2 separate regions of the Homo sapiens genome follow, and region 2 is linked to region 1. The links are chromatin loops, found by intact Hi-C in ENCODE. Cell type or tissue: endothelial cell of umbilical vein. All regions are shown on one strand.

Evidence for each region. Peaks named below come from ENCODE experiments on the same cell type or tissue, not always from the same donor. Only the 100,000 strongest peaks of a DNase experiment are listed, where the experiment ranks them.
Region 2: a loop joins it to region 1, with 12 times the contacts of the local background. A loop is called at or near these places in 10 of 110 quality-filtered maps.

Annotation. Positions count from the first base shown.
Region 1 is chr5:61,273,991-61,281,990 of GRCh38, forward strand. No RefSeq gene overlaps it. Among named protein-coding and RNA genes, the nearest start is that of LINC02057, 13 kb to the left of the region's middle. In endothelial cell of umbilical vein, a CTCF peak has its summit at 3,308; DNase peaks (open chromatin) are centred at 2,041, 3,391, 6,461 and 6,931; H3K27ac peaks cover 2,588 bases.
Region 2 is chr5:61,655,398-61,663,397 of GRCh38, forward strand. The region is part of intron 1 of LINC03122 (long intergenic non-protein coding RNA 3122); the gene reads left to right. LINC03152 (long intergenic non-protein coding RNA 3152) reads right to left here. Exons shown (of 8, transcript NR_109910.1): 8 at 7,760-8,000. It also overlaps the pseudogene HSPD1P22. Among named protein-coding and RNA genes, the nearest start is that of LINC03122, 22 kb to the left of the region's middle. In endothelial cell of umbilical vein, a CTCF peak has its summit at 3,316 (motif pointing left); a DNase peak (open chromatin) is centred at 3,304; H3K27me3 peaks cover 525 bases.

The DNA.
Region 1 (8,000 bases):
GTCTACAAAGAATGCAAAAAGTTAGCCAAGCATGATGGTCTGCACCTGAAGTCCCAGCTACTTGGGAGGCTGAGGTGGGAGGATCACTTGAGCCTGGGAGGTGGAGGTTGCAATGAACCCAGATTGTGCCACTATACTCCAGCCTAGGCAGCAGAGATAGAACCTGTATTAGAAAAAAAAAAAAAAAGGAGCATAGCCCTCCTGATACACCACTCTGGCACATAGTAAATGCCAAATAATCATTGTATGAACTGATGAATGCACGACCAACCCCCATTTCACAGTGTATTTTAACAAAGAAACATACACAGAGCCTTGCTGCCTTTGTGGAATCACCAAGGGAAAATAGCTCAGCCAAAGGTACTCTACATAGTTATAATTCTAATTCTGACTAACTTGTTAGGGTTCTCCCTCTGGTGATATATTGTAGAATTTAAAACATGTTTGCAATAATGCATGCCTTCATCTTCCCTTTAAAAACTGTGTGTGTGTGCATGTCCACGTCATTGTGTCAGAGAATGGGTTTGCCAAATAGGCCTTTGTAGTCCAGTAGTTTGAACTATTAGATTACTAATAGAAATCTATGAGAAGATTGTTCTTCAGCAAGTTTTCCAGTAAATTATCTCTAGGCAAGAATGTAGCAACTGGGTATTTTAAAATGTATTTTTGTAGCAGCTATTGACAAAGTACAGCCTGTATTGCTTAAGAAATTTTAACATGTAGACATCTAAAGTGCATTGTTGAAATAAAATGATACATACATTCCAAGGGTCAAGGCTGACCAATGTCAGATTTAAGAATGTCAGTTGGCAGAAGTGGAGGAATTTGGGAACTAGAAAACATGGCTATTTGCTCAGGTTAATTCTGAAATGGGTGGAGGGAGAATCAATGAGCATGTGAATCCAAGCAGTCTTCAGACAGAATTTTTAGCAGTGCACTCACAGTGAAAGTAAAACCTTTAGAAACTAAAAAAATTAAACATCAAGCTGAACAAATAAATAAAGCAGGAACAAAACTGGCATAGGTCTGGTTTTTTAAAGAAGAGAACCAAAGCAGGCAGTTCTTAGCTGATCTCCTGGAATTCCTAGTAAAAGAAAGAAAGAAAATAAGGGTGCCCACACTGGATTATCAAATCTGTTTTCTTTTCCTTAGCTCTAGGGCTGTACAGAAGCCTCCATGCTCTTGGATATGTGTGCCACCTCAAACCCAGCCCCTCCCAGACGCTTCAGCCCCTGAGCTGCACCCCCACCTGGCTCTCCTTCCTCTCTCCGCTACCTGGCTCTCCCTCCCCTCTCTCCTACCTGGCTCTCACTCTCCCCTCCCGTACTGCTGGTCTGGGTGTTGTCAGTTCTTTCCATTATTATGGGTCTGTCCATGCCACCACCCTGATGCAAGCCCCTACTGTCTGCTGCCCAGCCTGTGGGCAGGAAGGAGCCCCTGGGATGTAGTAACTAAGCTTCAGGCTCTAGCCAGGGACTACCAGGGTCTCAGCTTGGTTCTAGCACTTACAAGCCAACCAACGCTGGTCCAGTGATTCTGTGTCTCAATCTCCTCTTTGTTAAAAGGAGAGGGATGATAGTCCCTGGCCCACAGGGCTGTGTGAGGACTGAAGGAGGCGATGTGTATAAAGGTCACAGACCAGTACGTGGCCCAAAGTAGCATGCTCTGTACACACCAGCTACTGTTATTTCTTATTATTTCCTTGCTCCCTTTCTTGCCTCCATTGAATCCATTTTCCTGCAGTTATCACTTTCAAATAAACTCTGATCATAACACCTTCCTGCTGAAAACACTTGCAAAATTTGCCCGTGATTTTTAGGAACAGCCTAAATCCGTAAAAAGGCCTCCAAAACTGGGTGTGGCCTGGGCCCTACCTCCTTCTCCAGCCCCATCTTGCACCCTCTCCCCTTTGTTCTCAGAGCTCCAGATGCCTGGCTGTCTTTCAGTTCTTCAAACTAGAGGAGCTTCCCTCCACCTCAGGGCTTTACACAAGCTGCTTCCTCTGCCCGGAACGCCGACTCATCCTTCCCGTCTCGGTGCGAGCCTCATCACTTCCTCAGGGAGATCTTGCCCAGCCTCCCTCACTAGGTCAAAGCAGGCTGTGGCACCAATCATACTTCTCCTTCAATGGCGTTCCTCAGGGTCACCATCTAACACATTTGTGTGGTTACTAGATCAACACCGCTCTCACTGCTACAGTGAAAACTCTGTGAAGGCAGGGAGCATGACTATTTTTTATTTATTCCAACCCTCAGAGCCTAGAGTAGTTCCTGAAATGCAACAAAGTAGGTGCTTTGAAATGAGGAAGGGGCTGGGTGAGGTGGCTAACACCTGTTACCCCAGCACTTTGGAAGCCGTGGTGGGAGGATCATTTGAGGCCAGGAGTTTGAGACCAGCCTGGGCAATGTAGCAAGACTCCATCTCTACAAAGAATTTTATTTTTATTTATTTATTTTTGAGACAGGGTCTGGCTCTGTCACCCAGGCTAGAGTGCAGCAACACAGTCACAGCTCACTGCAGCCTCAACTTCCCAGGATCAAGCAAGCCTCCCACCTCAGTCTCCCAAGGAGCTACGACTATGGGTGTGCACCACCACGCCCAGCTATTTTTTTTTATTTTTCTTTAGGGACAGGGTGTCCCTATATTGCCCAGGCTGGTCTTGAACTCCTGGACTCAAGCAATCCTCTGGACTTAGCCTCCCAAAGTGCTGGGATCACAGGTGTGAGCCACTGCACCTGGCCTGCTATAAAACATTAAAAAATTTCCTAGGCATGGTAGTGCATATCTGTAGTCCTAGATGATCCCTTGAGCCCAGGAGGTTGAGGCTGTAGTGAGCTGTCATTGTGCCACTGCACTCCAGCCTGGGTGACAGAGTGAGACCGTGTCTCAAAGAAAAGAATTAAGATAGAAGGGAGGGAAGAAAAGAAGGAGAGGGAAGAAAAATGCATGCTGGTACCCTTGCCTGTTCTGGAGGCCACATTGCCCTGAGGATTTCTGTCAGTCTCCAGGAACCATCTCATTCCATAAGCCTTGTGTGCTTTTCTCACTTCCTACTGCCTTTGACTCATTAAGGTGTTGATTCTCAATTCAATTCGAATGTTTGTTCTTAGGAAAAATGGTCCTTACATTGGCATGATGGTGTGACCTCTGAATGCAGTTTATGGCTTTTTTGTGTGTTTGTTTTATGTACAGACATTTTGTGATTTCAAGAAAGGATAAAGTGATAGGTATGAAGTTGCAGGGAAAAAAAATTCCATCAACCCAAATCCAAAAGGGTTCCTTGCCCAGCACAGCACAGCAGCTCACTCTCTGGTATTTCTGCCCCCACACTGAGGAGAGACCCACAGGAGGAGCTCCAGCACAAGCCGATGGCAAAGGAAGGGAAACAATAGGAGGGGAGAACAGCCTCCCACATCCACCATTTCAACCTCTCAGAGAAAGTACTGAAAGTGAAAGGAGCATGAATAAAGAAGCCATTTCTCTGAACTAAAAGCAGAGGAGAGGGCTCTTCCTCCTGCTGCACATGAGTGAACAAAGATGGGCTCCAGAAGAACCAGAGGAGAAAGAATGCCAGCGTTGAGAGGAGGTTTTCCCCTTAATCCAACTCCGTTCTTGCATGAGGGAGGCAATGAAAGGCCAGAGAAGTGAAGGGATTTGCAGAGGACACACAGAGGCGAGCTAGAGGAAAGGAAGTGGGGTTTATTGAGTGACTACTGCTTTGGGCTCCTCCCTGTAGTTTAGGTATTTTGCTCTGATTGAATCTTACATAACTATATGAAGTAGATTTCATTACCACATTTTACAGAAAAAAAAAAAAAAAAAAAAACCATGGATACTCCAAAAGGCCCAGGACGAAGATATAAAGCTGCCCAGTGGAAACACGCTGTGGCTGACACTGCAAAGAATCCCGGCTCAGCCACGTCCTTGTTCTTGTGCAAGCCAGCGCCCTGCACCTGAAGGCCCTTATGTGGAGGGTGACTACATGCTCTGCCTTGCCTGAGTCAGACCTGGTTTACACCTGTTGTTCGAGTGTCATTAGTAATAGCACCTCCTCTCTCAAAAGTGCCTTATTTGAGGCTGGGCGTGGTGACTCACACCCATAATCCCAGCACTTTGGGAGGCCAGGGTGGGAGGATCACTTGAATCCAGGAGTTTGAGACCAGCCTGCGCAACTCAGTGAGACCTCATCTCTACTAAAAAAAATTTTTTTAAATGTAAAAGGTGCCCTGTTTGGGATAACGAATTTATTGTGTGATCACCCTACTGTCTATAAAATGGGGATATTAATGTTACCTAGGTCGTGGAGTGGCTGCAAGGACTCAATGAGATGTCGCACATAAAATACATGGCATCTAGTCAGTGCTCAATAAATGTTAGCTGCTATTATTATTATTAGGGTGGCATCTAGAGAGGCGGCAGCAAGGAGTGAAGCCAAGCTTCCCACTTGACATTCCCACCTTGGTCTCTGTGAATGATGCTCCCTGTAGTTGTGCAGTGCCAGCCTTTGTGGCTTCAGACTGACCCGGCATGGGCAGCACTAGCTACTCTAGATTAGAGACCATATGGGGGCACCACACTTGCCACTTCTACCTCTGCACCAATCAGATTCACCACCTTCTCCTTCTTGGGTTACATTGTTGGGACTGAATTTTTTTTCTTTTACTGAAAAGTTTAGAGCCCAGATTTCTTAAAGGGGAAGAATGTCAAGCAGCGAATCCTGCAGAGCATCCCTACCCCTGGCCCCAGCCCATGCTAATTAAGTGACTGACTTAAGGAAGTTGCCTCCTCTTAGAAATTAAGAGGTGGATTGAGTATTTTCCTCTGGCCTCCTTAAATGTTCTTGGTTACAGTGATAAAAATGCTGAGCTCTATTGCCTACTATTGGAGTGAAGGCTGCTGGAAACTCCTCGTTCCCTGAAGAACCTAATTGTCGATGCTAGTGCATCTAAACAGGTGTTCTTTAGATTACTTTTGCTAATGCCTTTTCACTGGAAAGATCAATTTAAATGTTGCTTTGAGCTAATTAGTTATTGCTTCTGTGTCCATCCAAATTTATATATTTGATTCTGTGTGCTGGATGAGGCATTACCTTCAAAATCTATAAGCTTACACAAGGTAGGTCATTTTAAATTTAGTTATCTGTCCTCTTCTATATTTTATACAAATATGCATATATTTCTTTTATTATTTAAAATGCCACCAGGTGTTGTGGCTCATGCCTGTAATCCTAACACTTTGGGAGGCTGAGGTGGGTGGGTTGCTTGAGCCCAGGAGTTCGAGACCTGCTTGGGCAACATGGCGAGACCACATCTCTACCAAAAAGAATACAAAAATTAGCTGGGCATGGTGGTGCATGCCTATAGTCCCAGCTACTTGGGAGGCTGGGGTGGGAGGATCACTTGAGCCCAGGAGGTTAAGACTGCAGTAAGCCTAGATTGCGCCACTGCACTCCAGCCTGGGTGACAGAGCTGGATTCTGTCCCCAAAAAAATAAAGAAAACAAAAACAAAATGAAATGCCTAGTTTAAACATATATTAGAATGTCCAGCATCATCTTTGGATGTCCTCTATCACCAAGAATGGTGTGTTATACAGAGTATGTGTTGAATGACTATTTGTGGAACAGATAAACTAATACCCTAACTTAAATGGCAAACAGATTAGATTTGTTGTCTCTAGGTGTTTTCGTTTGGGAATCCTTTAAATGTTGCCTAAACTTTCTGTGTTTATTCTGTTCTCTGCCTAGAATTTCCTCCATTTCATCTCTATCTCTGGAAATCTTGCCATTCATTCAAGATTCTCTTCAAATGCCAGTTTCTCCATGAAACCCAGCTTGCAGTCTCCAACCAGATATCATGGAGTCATTCTTAGAACAAAGGATCTGGAAAGGGCCACGTCTAGTTTTCCAGATTCCACATTACTCCAGGTCTCTGTTACCTTATCTGGTGGGTATGTGGAGAATGTGAACTGCTTAAAATGAGACAGATGGTATACTCTGCTGAACCCAGTATATTACCTAACTGATAGTAAGTGCTTAATGAACGGTAAGTTTATAGTTTGGAAGAAGGATGTTTAAAAAATAGGGTACACTTGAACCTATTAATAAAAGTAATTAATGTGGCTCTTCAATCAAGCCCCCAAAACATAGAGCTTTAGAACCTAGAAGTTGTCTGTTCAGACTCTCCTTTTAGAGTCTTAGGATCTTGTTTAAGGTCACCTGGCTGAGGAGGAGCAGAGTCCAGCCAACAGGTCTCCTGAGTGCTGTTCCAGACATTTCTTCAGGCATAATTTAACATGTATCAGTTTATCCTTGAGTGTAAAGTACACTTCATGATTGAATGCAGGTAACTGGCTATTCATACTTCCCCCACCCCCTTTCTTTTAGTGCCTGTTTCTAAGCAGCAGAGTTGTGGTTCAGTGACTCTGTCTGTATAATATGAAAACAGGGCACCCAGCCAATTCTGATGAGCTAATTATTTCCCTAAATTATCATGCCTAAGCAAAGGGCCCTCAACTCTGCTGTTCAACACTTATCATTGTATTTGGGGGGTGAGCTGTACATAAGGCATATCATCAGATAGCTAGAATTTTCTATTTCAGATTGTCAAGCAGTGAAAATTGTCGTTCTTAGAAATGACTGACAATCCCCCTTCCTCATTTCTGCTACATTGAGTTAGGTAAAGAAAAAAAAAAAAGACTTCAGTCTTTTTACAGATCTCTTGCTGAAAACACGTGACAGAACTATACATTTTCACTAGAAATTGATGGAAAAATGAGCACTTCCAAATGCCTGAAAAACTTTGCAAAGGTCCCACTTAACAGAATGTGGCTAACACCTCAAAAAATAAAGCAAAATAAATGTTGCAGTGGGCATGAATCTTGCTTCAAGTGCTGGGTTGTTGGCTGGTTGCCTGGGGAGAGTGGGGCCAGGGCTTGCCAGCTGGCAGAGCCACATGCCTATAAAGGATGCAGTCAGCTTACACCTTGGCAAACTATGATTTTGATGGAAATCTTAGAGGTCAGCAGACGTTCTCCCTAGTAGAGTTACGTTAGCTCAGGTCATTGCTTTTATTTGAGTGAAGAAAACATCTTGATGGTCATAATTCATAGGACCAAGTCATTGCCCTGATCTAAACCAGAGTTTGTTACTGGATCTGAATAGATAGACATACCCTAAAGAAGGCACAGGATGTAATTGAAGGTGGCACTTTCAATTACTAATCCCCAAGTTCAACTAGTCATGCCACTGAAGCACACCAACTGGCTCATGAGCAAGCACACATCTGCCCCAAAGTCCCACTCAGCAGCCATTGTTTTCAAACTCTGAGCTCCAAAGCTACTACCATCCTATTCTCTGATGCTCATTCATATTCTGCTTTGTGTAGTTGTTGTTTTGTTTCTCTTTCATAGATCTGAAGGCAGTATCTCCAAAATAGCTAGCTTAGTGCTTTTTAGCAAAGGAAAGAACTGCAGAGGGAGATTCTAGATTTCAGAGTCCATGTTGAAAATTATAGCCATTAATATTTTTAATTGACAAAATACCCATCAGTCTCCCAATGGATTTGTTGGGGTTTTTTTGAAATGGTCTAAACTGATTCTAATATTTATTTTTCTAAATATTAGAATCAATATTGGCATGCAAAATAGCCAGAAGAAATACTGTGAAAAAATTCAAAAGACAAATATAGATTCGGAAAAACATTTGCAATACTGTATATGCAACCAGCAAAGGGTCAATATCCTTACTACATAAAAGTGGACAAAGAAAATGATCTAAGAACTTACAGAGGAAGAAATAACTATTTAACATACAAAAGCATTTTGACCTTACTAGTAATCAAAAACTACAAATGACAGCCAAATGCCTCTTATCTGTCATACAAGGAAAAATCAGAGTTGTACTGAGTGGTCATTTGACACTTTGATATACTACCCATGACAATGAAAAATGATACCACCTTTTGGGGGAACAAATTGTCTTTCTTTCTCTGTCTCGCTCTC
Region 2 (8,000 bases), 380 kb after region 1:
GCATATGTGCAGAAGTGACTTTTTTGTGTGTGTGGGAAGAGATCCTATAGCTTTCATCAGATTCTCTGTGGGATTTTAGAATATCCTAAGAACTACTGGACTAGAAGTAGGATCAGTTAGCAATGCAAATCACTCAATGCATCAGAGTCCCAGCAGGAAACAGAACTCACTGGAGATGGTTCTGCTGGAGACTTTAAAGAAGGGGCTACTTCAGAAGTGTGGGCAGAGGTAGGTGGACAAACAAGAGATGGGAGGCACCCCAAGTTTAGCACCAGTGGGGAGCTGGTATCCCCAAGGATGAAGGGCCAAGGGGAGGAAACTGAGGGACTGGGGCCCATGATAGTTGGAGCCCTGGAGGAAGAGCCTCTCGGTGGAAGCAGGAGTGCTGGAGGGACACAGTCTTCTTCTGAGATGGGGAGTCCAAGCAGGGGACAAGGACACAGTGTAGCTTCTCTCTTCCCACTTGACTGGCCATTAGTGCCTCCCCTCGTCTCTAATACAGTTGGAAGCCAGCAGCCAAGGGTGTTTGGGTGATGTGGTCTGTGGGGTCAAAGTGGGGGAGAGAATGCAGTAAATGGGTAGATTCGGACAGAGCAGGGTAGACGGAGAAAAACCAACATTCACAGAAAATACGTTACTTAGGACTTCCAGCATTGTGCAAGAAGGAAATTGACAGAAGTCATGTTTGGTAGTTGCCGGCATCATTCCTCACGTTCTGACTTCTGGATTCTGCTTTTCATCAGTCCCTTCTGCACTAACTTGCCCAGCCTAGTAAAGTCATATAAAGAGAAGCAAAATTCAGAGGATTCTTTTGTTGTTGTTGTTAACCTTTTCCTTCCACTGCTACTTACAAGCTCTCTGACGTTGGAAGTCACAAAAATGTCTCTGAGCCTCATTCATCAAGTATGGAAGAGGTTGGGTTTGATGTTTTGCATTGTGCCTTCTGGCTTGAAGGTTTTATGATGCTTTAAGAGGGTCTTTGGCTTCCTCCTTATGAAAGGCATGTAGTGCTCTGGCCCCTTCTAAAGGGGTGAGCCGCCTTCCCTTGCCCGTTGTCGCCTGCAATGGTTTGAAGGCTGGAAGAGAGCACAACAGCAGTACCCCAGTCCTCCAAGGAACAGACCGCAGCAGGTTATTAGCATTTTATCGACTTTGGCTCTGCTGTTGATTGTCAGGATCTGTAGTGAAATACTTTAATATACATTTGAGTCTAAGTGTTACCCAGGCCGAAGGAGCACTAATTTTGAAGATATGTTTGCATTATAGCCTGTGTTCTAGAGAGACCCAATATAAAGAAACACACCCAGCAACTCTGCTTACTCGGCTGGTGGAGGGAATTGAGGATTGTTGCTGAAGGGAACTCACTTTTGTATGCATTTCAGAGATTTAATTTTATTAGCCAATGCAAATGATCTGTTCCACAAATGTAAAACAAAAGGACAAGAAAATGATCCCTGTGTCAACATCAGGATGTCTGACTTAAAATCCCATTCGAATAACTCCCTAAAAATGATCAGACACTGAATACATTATTTTTCTGACTTTGACAAAACTAGTCTGCACAAAGAAGCAGCCCCATGAGGTTACGGATAAACCAACCACCTTAAAACTTCAGCATTTTCATGTCAGTCACAGATTTTCTTAAGGGCCAACTCACTGTTTAAGGACTAATGTGTTTGGAGAGGGAAAAAAACCACACTGTGTTATTAAGCAGAATCCCCTTTACATACAGGGATCGGATCAGTTTGCCCGGATTGTGTTGCCTGCTTTATTGTCCTACTTCAAACACGGGGCCCTGGGCATCATCTCGAGGAAGGGCTGATTGAACTGTCGGCCTGACACTTGTCAGCTGTGGATAATACGGGCTTCAGTCCGTCATGCTCACACATAAATGAACCATGACAGAGATAGACTGTTGAATAGAAAAAGCAGTTTTACTGTGGATAACCTTTCTTGAATAAATGCAACAAATAATAAAGTCTGAAAAGGGGGAACATGTACCTTAGGAAAGCAGTGACGTTCAGAACCAAACGGTTATTATCTTTTTGGGCCATCAAAAATTGCCCATTTATCCAAGTACATTATTGAGAGAAAAGCTAAAAGTGCTATGATTATCATAAAAATGATGGCAGTTGAATCTATGCAGTCTTCAATATTATATCACATAACAAAACCTAGTTACAGCTCACCAGGATTGAAAAAGGAGGCATTGTTTGTGTACCAAATGGAATCCACAATTGTTCTTAGAAAATGGTGGCACACATCTTAATTAAAAGAGCAGAAAAAGAATCTAAAGCTCTTCTTTATGTCTTTAAAACACTTCTCCTTTTTTATTAAAAGAAGAAAAAAACAGAACTCCCAGTAGAAATTGTGGAAACTCTACATTTCAATCAAGACAGTCAAAAGAATGATTTGAATTTACAGGCCTGTAATTGGAACAAATTGGAAACAAAAGAAGAGCTCGTTTAAGCCACGTGATGTGGCCACAGTGCTGCCGTGTACAGTATGTTAGAAAAAAAAATCATGTTTCTTTAAAGCAAAGCTAACTCCACTGCAGGCTCTGAGCAATTTGCATAAATGTCTCTACCATGATTTTTTTTTTATTTATGGGCCCTAAGTTTCTAATTAAATACTAATTAATACTATCACCAGAATTGTCTCCCATCCCCAGCTCTTCATAGCTTTGTCACTTTGATTAATGCACAGTCATTTATTAACTTATTTAACAAGCCGGGGTGCCTCATGACAAACTAGATTAAATTATCCTCATAACAGTCTCATTACTGGAAAAAGGGAGTTTTAAACTTAATAAAAATTATCCTCAATAATGTTAAAGCTTTTTCACCATACCCTTAAAAGACAGAAATAGGTTTCTTGTTTGATTTATAATATAAGGAGTTGTATAAAGCATCCATTAATAAAATTTATAAGTTCATTTAAGCTTGCACATTACAGTAGTGCTGTAGCCTTGGGTGCTTATTATTTAACTTTTGCTGTAGTTATGAAGATAATTAATGTGCTGACCAGACAGGGACTAAAATACCCACCAGAACAAGATAATTAGAGACATAAATAATGTTTAGGTTCTTGTGTGCTGCTCTTAAAATTAATTGTTTTGTTTTCCATCCAAACTTGATAAAGAAGAAAATAAGAGTTTACCAAGGAACTGTACGATGAAGGTGAGATGTTTGTTTCGGTGGACTGGCAAATGCTAGCAAGTCTGGCAGTTTTTGGGCTGGAGGAGGGAGCAGATGTGTCAGGGGATTTGGCTCCTTCTGGGAAACTGTTCGACCCTCATTGCTCTCTGTCGCCCTCTGGTGGCCAGGTCCTGGTGACACGCACACCTTGCAGCCAGGCCTGTTTGTCAGTGGTAGGCGGAGGGGTGAGGCAGAAGTGGGAGCTGGAGGAAGTCTCTTCATTTAAGTGCTGGGATAAACTTCTCATCTCAGTCAGATTCCAGGAGAAGGGGGGCCCCAGAGGGAGCTCAGCATATCTATGGCAGCAAATCTTCCTTGCTGACAAAGCAGAATCCAGGAAGCTGTGGCTCACTCAGGCCCTGCCGGTCTCAAAATAAATAGGCACAAACGCTTTAAAACATGCGTGGAGCGCTGACCCTCCATGGGGCTGTGTGCTAAAATAAGTGTTCAGCATGTTCGGAGGGCAGATTCTCTTTTTATTTTCAGTTTCTTGCTAAAATAGCACCCTTGTTAAGGGTCTAGGTGACCCGGTAGGAAGAGCAGGGAAAGGTATCTGCTGACGGAGGGTCTACTGTCTAAATTTCCTTCTGGCCTGGGCCGTCCTGAGTCTTTGGGTGGGGTTGTGGGAAAGGCGCAGTAGCTCCCTGGTCAAACAGGGAGCTGCCACCCTGTGTAGACAACACTTCACCACTGACAAGGCACCTTGGCATGTATCGTGCTGTCTTCACCCCTCCAGAGCCCTGTGAGACCAGAGGGAGGGACTGTTACTATGGTTGCTGAGGGGTCACGTGCTGATTTCAATCCACAAACCGGCCGGCTGGTGACTTCCTTGCCGGGAAGAGCACCTGGCTCCTTTTCTTTCGGTATCTGAAGTCCTTTCTGCTTTTCCGCACCTCACCCCCAGTTCTTCTCTCTCACACCCTCCTTCTCCCGCTCACCTTTTCTTTTTATCCTTGATTCAGAGCAGAGATAACAATAACTCTACTTGTTCTCATACTAAAATAGCTCACTTGTCAAAGCTGCAGGGAGACTGGTGCCGCGGAAATTCTGTGAGCAGAAGAATGGCTGGGAGAATTTTCTCCGAGTTTAGATTAGAGCGCTTCATGGTCAGAGTCCTCTCCCATTCACTCCCATCCCTGGGAGGTAAAAAGACAGCAAACGTCTTCATGATTTATAACTCTTGTTTAGCATTGATTCAGAGCTCCATCTTTGCAAGTCTATTAGTAGAGACCTATTAGTGGAGGTTGGCTTTGGCCAAAAATAGATCAACGTTAGGCCAAATCTTAGCTACCTGATTCATTCAGTTTCCTCCAGGCAACTTCATTTGAATTCAGGGTATTAGGTTCCCAGGCTTGCCCAGGATTCTGCTTGGGCAAGGAGGCCAAATTAAATGAAACAGGGCCTCTAGGAGCCAAGTGAGGGGATGTCCTAGATTAAAATAAAAGCGCAGGAAGAGAAGAGCTCTCGGTCGGTGAAGGAAGGTGAAGGCCCAGGTGATCTTATTCCTGTCTGGGTCCTTCCACTGGAGTTCCCACTGGCTTCATCATGATGGCCTCAGGAGTGGAGGGGCAGAGGGGAATGGTGGCTAGATGGATGCAGGCCACAGATTAGGGATGCATAGTTGGGAAGAACACAGGAGAAGAAGAGAGAGTTTTTCAGTGGTGCTCAAACTTTAATGGGCAAAACTTTGTTTAAATGCAGAGTCCCTTGCTCCAGTTTCAGACTTGCTAATTCTCTTAGTCTGAGATGACACCAGGAATCTGCACTGATAACAGGGCTTTAGTGACTTTGATTCAGGGGTCAGTCCATGACCAGTCATTAAGAAACACTGGACGAGGAAGGGAGAAAGAGAAGATAAAAGAACTGTAGGAAGTGAGGGAATTTTGCCTAAATCATGTTTACCTCCTGAGAAAGTGCCATAGCTGTCTTCTCTCTCTCTCTCTCTCTGTGTGTGTGTGTGTGTGTGTGTGTGTGAGAGAGAGAGAGAGAGAGAGAGAGAGAGAGAGAGAGACAGAGAGAGACAGAGAGAGACAGAGAGAAAGAGATGCCCTCCATGGCCAGAGAGGAAGGTAGGTCAAACACATATCCTTGGCTCTTCCAGCACCTCTCGTTGTGCTTACCCTGGAGGCCCTGCTCAAATCCAGTCTACATTGTGTCCACTGGAGGCTGCTCTTTAAGCTCTGTCACTCTCCTGCTCACCCCTTTGCTCTGACAGCGGCATCCTTCTGTGAGGGGACATCTGAAGGAAATGGGGGTACAGCTGTGCCCTGAGCCAGGGTTGCTGCCAGCATTGAAGAGAAGATTGAAAGAGCCCTATTTCCCACCTCCATACAACCTTCTGGAATAGTCAAGTGCCAAAATGGCCTTAATTAAACTGCCTCAGGCACATTCTGAGGGCCAGTCTATTGCTTGGGCCATTATGGGCAGACAGAGGTGCTGTGAGGGTAAGGTACCCTCACACAGCTTCAGAACTAAAGGCGCCCCAGCTGGGATGTCCTGACCTGTCAGGGCTCTCTCTATTGTTCTCTTCATGCCTTGGTAACCACGTAGGCAGAGCGATGTGGATGCCACATGTGTGCACAGATCAATGCATTCATGGTCACAGGCAAGTGCCAGGCACTGTGCTGGGTGCTGGCAATAGATGAAGATGAAAGACGTTTTCTTGCAAACTAGCTTCACTGTTGCCCCTTGAAGGCTCTCAGTGACATTGCCCTGAGCTGAAAGAGTATATCCAGAGGTTACTGGGACTGAGTGTGTCTTCTAACACCACTTAGACACCTGGCAGAGAACAGGACACTCATGACTAGACTGGCTCAGGGATGGCTTTGTAGGGTGGATGTGACAGAAGGAGAAGAGAGTGATAGGGTTTAGGGCTGTGGTCCCTAAACTGGAGTACACACACCCTCAGGGGCTGTACAAAATGCTCCAATGGGAATGGGCAGAAAATACTGAAATGCTTATTATATTGGCCTTCTAAAATCATGTCATTTGTGCCTTTCCATTTTCGTGATATGTTTTAAAATGAAGAAAATGTCAGCCCAGTAGTAAAATGTATGCGATTTATGAACATATTGGGGCTATGTGCTCGATTCTTTTCTTGCTTCATTGCTGGCTGTGCACTACGAAGCAGGTTCATAGGCTGTTGGTTTAGGAAGGGGGCTATTGTAAAAAATGGGGCTGAAGTGCTAGGCCCTGGAGTGTAGGTGGGAGGGGGAAGGAAGCAAAACCAAAAGGGGGGGATGAGAGAATGAGGAAATGGGAAGAGCAGACATGGACGGGCTCAGGGAGATTGAAAGTCAGGGGCAGCGGGTTGAAGGGAACCGGGATCTCAGTAGAGGAGGCTGTGATGAGGCTTCAGGATACAGGTTGAGAATATCTCAGGTGGGACCACTCTAGGCCATTCGCAGGTTAGGGGTGTCACCAGGTGAGGGAGGGAAAGAAAGGGACGGCAAGTGTATTGGATGTGCTGCCCACAGGGAGGGACATTAAAGTGCCCACCCTGATGGCAAGATCTAGGACAGAAAAGAAGACAGTAAGTTACCAAGGTGTGAGCGGAAGGTTCAGGTGGTTTTGGGCAACCAGGTGGCTAAGAGAGGGTGGGGGGGGTTTACATACAGGTAGAAGGACACAAAGCCCTTTCCAGTCCCCAGGAGTTTGGGGCCATGAAGCGCTCACTACCTGGGGTAGGCTGGGCAGCACCCGGGAGAGCCACGGTCCCTGCGGTCACAGGAAGAGGATGGAGTGCTCCGCCCTCCCCACGAGCTTGGTTGCGTTGCTCACCCTGGAACCAAGGTCCCAGAGGGCACTGGAAGAGCCTTTGGATGTGAGGGATGCAGCGGGAGTGGGTGTCTCGGTGGTCAGAGCAGCTGGGGGGAGCCTGTGGGAGGGGAAGGGACAGCAGAGGGCTGCTCACACCGCCTGCGCCTCCTGTGTGCGCTGCCTCTACATGCTCTGCTTGGGATTTGTGGAATCGATTTTGTGAGCGTCACCAGCTTTTTAACAATATTATTATTTTAAGGAATGTACAAATGTCTTTTCATTCAAAAACACAAAATAAGTTATCAGTAGGCATGGACAATGACAACTACAAACCATCGTATACTTGGCCAAACGGAACCCTTTACTGAAACCTGTAACCTTTTCTTTAATCTCTTGTTTGAAGTGATTTCTCTAAGATTATTGGTGAGAAGCACAACTCTGAGCTTCCCGTAACAGTTCCTGAGTAGTGATAAAGCACTATTTAAGGAGTTAGAACTCGCTGCCTCCCATGCCACCTCCACCCAGTCTGCCTGTGCCAGGGTCCTTCTCTTTAGGATCTTCCTGACACCTTCTTCTCTGTTTCAGGCAGAGAAGCAGCAGCCCTACCTACCATAATAGTGACAATGATGCCTGTCCCCCTCCCCACCATCCTCTCCCCTGTGCAGCCAAAGATCTCCCCGCAGGGCTTCACAACTAACTTCTGAGGGGCTTCACACAATGTTCTCAGCTGTCAGGGATCTTCCTAACGTCTGCTCTTGTCAAGGTCACTGCAGGCATTTTGAATTGAATGTTTTATAAAACAATTTCTGTATCAGTTTTTTGATCTTTATTAGTTGCAGTTCATGAGTCCCAAATTGGAATACGCTGAAACCAAGCCCAGCCACCTCTTAGAAAGAAACCTCCTTCAAAAGCAGCTGGAACCACCTTGAGTGTCTCTGGGGCTACTTCTTTTTATTCACTCGGCCTCACCTGTCCCACCAGCCCTTGGCATGGCTGTTCTACCTGAAATTTTTGCTATGTGTTCATTCATACTCACTAGCATTG